2 separate regions of the Homo sapiens genome follow, and region 2 is linked to region 1. A link is an interaction called in ENCODE POLR2A ChIA-PET data of the cell type or tissue named here. Cell type or tissue: Panc1. All regions are shown on one strand.

Evidence for each region. ChIA-PET counts read pairs that join two places held together with the same protein. Peaks named below come from ENCODE experiments on the same cell type or tissue, not always from the same donor. Only the 100,000 strongest peaks of a DNase experiment are listed, where the experiment ranks them.
Region 2: POLR2A ChIA-PET joins it to region 1 with 12 read pairs; 3 of 35 experiments call an interaction of 5 or more read pairs at or near these places.

Annotation. Positions count from the first base shown.
Region 1 is chr11:128,489,613-128,492,112 of GRCh38, forward strand. ETS1 (ETS proto-oncogene 1, transcription factor) reads right to left here. Exons shown (of 10, transcript NM_001143820.2): 4 at 845-964. Among named protein-coding and RNA genes, the nearest start is that of MIR6090, 32 kb to the right of the region's middle. In Panc1, no CTCF peak of the experiment used is centred here; no DNase peak of the experiment used is centred here; H3K27ac peaks cover 1,229 bases.
Region 2 is chr11:128,675,536-128,678,035 of GRCh38, forward strand. No RefSeq gene overlaps it. Among named protein-coding and RNA genes, the nearest start is that of FLI1, 17 kb to the right of the region's middle. In Panc1, no CTCF peak of the experiment used is centred here; no DNase peak of the experiment used is centred here; H3K27me3 peaks cover 312 bases.

The DNA of each region.
Region 1 (2,500 bases):
AAGCATCAGCCTAGCCTGCACATCATTGAGTGCCTTCCATAACCCTCCCCTCCATATTCAACATCTCCGCCTTCTCTATTTCACCAGCTAGGAGGTCACTACTGCCAGCCAAAAAGTACCACATGAGTATTCTCTGTCCTTGCAGGCAAAGATTTCCATGAATCTCCTCTCTCACTGCCTTATTCCCATTGGACTTTTTTAAAGCCCTGAACAGAACAAATGGCTTCTTTAATAGCAATAATAACAAGAGATTGCTCATGCCTCTCCCTGCTCTTAACTATAATATACTTGAGACTATTATTCTCGATTATTTTTTATCTTAGCCAATTATAGTGGTAACAATTGTAGCAATTAGTAGTAGTCATTCATTCAAATGGCACTTGGTAATAACATTATTAGGTGCCTGTATTATACCAGATACTCTGCAAAGTCTGTACTTATCATAAGCTATAGCTTGAGTAGCACTGTAGTATTGATAACATGCAATCTTCATACATGACCTGAGGTTTAACCTGGCTACACCCACCAATGACACTTAGAAGTTCAGATGACAGCAGGTGTAATGCCCAACATCAGAGCTGTTCCAAGAGATCCAGAAGTGATTCTAGTGTGCAGGCAAGTTTGAGGACCACTGTCTTCATACCAAGATGGCAAGAACAAGCCCAGGAGACGGGGCAGCCTCAGTATGTGTGTCATGATTGTCCTAACAGATGGCAGCCATGGCCCATAGCTGCTGACTCCAATGTGGTTAGTGTAACGTCTGCCTCACACACTCCAGGTGAGAAAATGTGTCTTCCCAAAGGGTCTGACCCCAACCACTCTTTTTCCAACTACAAAACCATACCTTTTGGGATCCCCAGTCGTTGCTGTTCTTTAGTGAAACCACTGAAAGTAGCTTTTAATGCTTGAGACATCATTTCTTTGCTGCTTGGAGTTAATAGTGGGACATCTGCACATTCCATATCTGCATGAAAAAATTGCATATGAATAACAAAAATTACATAGGTAATGAACCAATCATAAAACATTACAAATGGGCTGTAAGAAGGCAAGCTGAGAAACAACTGTGCTAGCATCCTCACCAGAGCACCAGAGCAGGCAATTTTTTTTTTTTTTTTTTTTTTGAGACGGAGTCTTGCTCTGTCACCCAGGCTGGAGTGCAGTGGCGTGATCTCAGCTCACTACAACCTCTGCCTCCTGGGTTCAAGCGATTCTCCTGCCTCAGCCTCCTGAGTAGCTAGGATTATAGGCATGTGCCACCATGCCCAGCTAGTTTTTTTTATTTTTAGGAGAGACAGGGTTTCACCATGTTGGCCAGGCTGGTCTCGAGCTCCTGACCTCAAGTGATCCACCTGCCTCGGCCTCCCAAAGTGCTGGGATCATAGGCATGAGCCACTGTGCCAGCATGAGCAGGCAACATTTAAGGGGCTTTCCACATTGTGCTAGGTCTAAAATGTCCTGCATCCCTGACAAACAAATATGTTTACTCTTCCTGAACACCTCTACTAGTTTATACACAGTCCCTGCTTATCTTTCACATTTACCGAGAATATTAATGTTACTACATACTTTCAGTTACCTATGAAAATGAAATAACAATATTCATTCATTCAACAAATGATTATCTAGCACTTGCTTTGTGCAAGGAATTAAAGAAACAACAGTGAGCAACACAGAAATAGTCTCCACAGGAGCTAGCTATCTGATTCTTGCAGTAGATTCAGCCACTAAAAATCTATCTACACAGTTAAATGTTCAAATGCAATGTCAATAAGGGCTTCAAAGGAGAAGTACATGATGCAACGTTAATGTGCAACAGGAATTCCTGGAAGTCTGAAGGAAACAGGAAAGGCCTCCCTTAGAAGATGAGAGATGTTTGACCTGAATTGTGAAGGATGCATGAGAATTTAGGAAGAAAAGAATACTCCAGATCAGTGGTTCTCAAAGTGTAGTCCTCAGAGCAGGGACATCAGCATCAACTACAAAAAGATCATTTTGTTTTAAGATCACCTTATCCGTTCTGTAAAGAGTGATTTAGGGGTGAGTATGAATGGATGAGCAAGACATTTTAGAAAGTTATTGCATCAGTCCTGGTGAGAGAGGATGGTGGCTTTGACTACAAAAGTGGCAAGGCAGATAACATAAGTGAACATGACTTCAAGTCAACTTGAAGTGCATACAGGACGAAAAATCTATAAAGCTTGGTTAGTGTCAGTAGTGAAGAAGAGTGAGGCATTACAGCCTGCAGATTTGCAAATGTATCATCATTTGCCACACCCACATGCACCTTAATCTCTGCTATGTCCATCCAGATCCTCCTGTATTTGCAGACCATGTTCACGATGTTGGTACATAAATACAGCTGAACGTAAACATCTTCTGAATTAACCTCAGGCACAGTTTCCCACAAAAAGTGAATAAGCAAAGAAATGAGCTGAGAATCCCTACTAGCTTTCCTGTTACCTTTTGACAGTGATACACTTTACCAAAGTGATTTCTA
Region 2 (2,500 bases), 190 kb after region 1:
TAACTCCCAAGTCTTGGTTCCTAAGTACCATTCTCCAATGAAAGAAACCAGAGATTTTGGGGAAAGCAATTGATTCCAGGGCTGGGGCAGGGAAAATACAAGAGGATCCTAGAGTATCTTAAGGCACCAGAAAGTAAGGAAGTGCTAAAGAAAAAAATTGAAAAAGATAGGACACATCAAATGGAAGAAGAAGTCAACCTGGAAGAGCTCTCAAAGAGCAAAGTCAGAACATATGAGCAACAAAATATATTATGAGAGGAATGGATTTCAATCCAGAAAATAAAACAAATATCCATGAGTGAGTCCATACTGATGTTGATAGATTATTAAATAAATAAATAAATAGAGAGAAGGAACAACTCTTCCTTAGAAAGGAATTCCATTACTGAATGTAAAAGGAATTAGTGCAAGCACTCCTAGACCACCACAGTAATTATTGCTTAAGGTAAAATCCACCACTGAATGTTAAAACCAATGAGCAAAAGAGTAAGAAGAAAGAGGATATTTGTGTAGCTTCCAAGTATCTCCCCTCAAAATGCTTTTTAATTGCAAAATATCTTCTCCCAACTTCTTATTAACTGCAAAAGAAAAAATAGCAACTTTACAGTGGCCTCTGGCCAAAAGCAGTTTGATGAAGTGATCAAGGTTAACATCATAATACTAAGATCAATGTCATGTACCCTGATATGGTTTGGCTGTGTCCCCACCCAAATCTCATCTTGAATTGTAGCTCCCACAATTCCCGCGTGTCATGAGAGAGACCTGGTGGGAGATAATTGAATTTTGGGGGCAGGTCTTTCCTATGCTGTTCTCATGGTACTGAATAAGTCTCATAAGAAGTGATGGCTTTATAAAGGGATTTCCTTGCACAAATTCTCTGATCTGCCACCATGTAGGATGTGTCTTTTGCCTTCCACCATGGTTGTGAGGCCTCCCCAGCCATGTGGAACTGTGAAGCCATTAAACCTCTTTTTCTTTATAAATTCCCCAGTCTTGGGTATGCCTTTATCAGCAACATGAAAATGGGCTAATACATACCCCCCAGCATGAGTGCTGCACATCACCTCTGTGCTGTTCTGCAAAATATGTAACTTTAATCATGAGAAAACACCAAACAAACCCAAATACCCTATAAGGTATTATCTGGCCGATGCGTTTCAAAAATATCAAGGTCTTGAAAGAGAAGAAACGACTGAGGAACTAGCATAGACTAAGGAGACTAAGGACACCTGACAATTAAATGCAGGGATTGGACCTTGGACCAGAATGAAAACCAATGTAGAAAAACTAATGAAATCTGAGTACTATCCAGTTAAATGCATTGTATGAATACTAAATTTTGATCATGGCACCATGGTTATAAAATATGGTAACATTAGGGGAAGCTGGGTGAAGTGTATGCCTGAACTATCTGTCCCGTCTTTGCAACTCTTCCTCCTGAGATGAAAGGAAGAGAAATAACAGGCAAAACTGAATCTTTTAAACTTGGAAAGAAGGAAGAGAGTTATGGAAATCAGTTAATTGGTATTATTAGTGAACAACCTTCACTACCACCTAAAGTGAATGGAAAATCGATCTATTTCATAGGACATGTTGATAGAAACTCAACCAGCAAACATGAGATTAGAAGTTAAACAATGCAAGTGAGCTCTAGCCCGGCCCTGTGGCTCTCCCTGCAAAGTCTGATCAATTACTTAATGTTGCTGGGACTCAGCTTTTTCACATGAGGCTCAGTTTTCACCACATTAAAGATGGTGATAACACTAATGATATCCCTTAGGGAAACAACATATTTAAGCTGTGCCATGGAAAAAGAGGTAATTTCTGTTTGCGATTCTGTTTCTTCATCTGGAAAATTGAGCACAGGTTTCTCTCAGGTCCTGTCTAGTTACATGTACCTCTAAGTGCTCCATAAAATATATTATATAAATGTTGTAAACCTAGATGATGGGTTGATAGGTGCAGCAAACCACCACAGCACATGTACACCTAGGTAACAAACCTGTGTGTTCTGCACACGTATCCCAGAACTTAAAGTAAAATAATAAATAAATAAATGTTGTAATAGAAGAACAAGATCAGATTTTCTATATTCACTCATATCTTTCTTTGACGAAAGTAAAATGTGAGCTTTTTTATGTCCATGGGTGGCTTTTCAATAGCACATGTATTAAAACTTAAGTAAAATTTACTCTAAAGATAAATATGAGAGGTGGAAGGGGACAATTCCCTTTACAAAAGCATTTTTGATTTATAAAGTTTTTAAAATGCTGAACCATGATATTTGTATAACTGTTTTCCAAAGGCAAAAAATGTAACTTAATTGTGATATAACCAATTATTAATTGATGCCACTGATATACTTGATATCAGCTGCATCACTAATGTCAGCTGTGTACCCATGGAACACACATATGGTAAATCTGTATATCTGCATCTGTGTGTGTATATTCAAACAAGTAACTGTGGGATGGAGGTTATTTTATATGTTAGAATATCA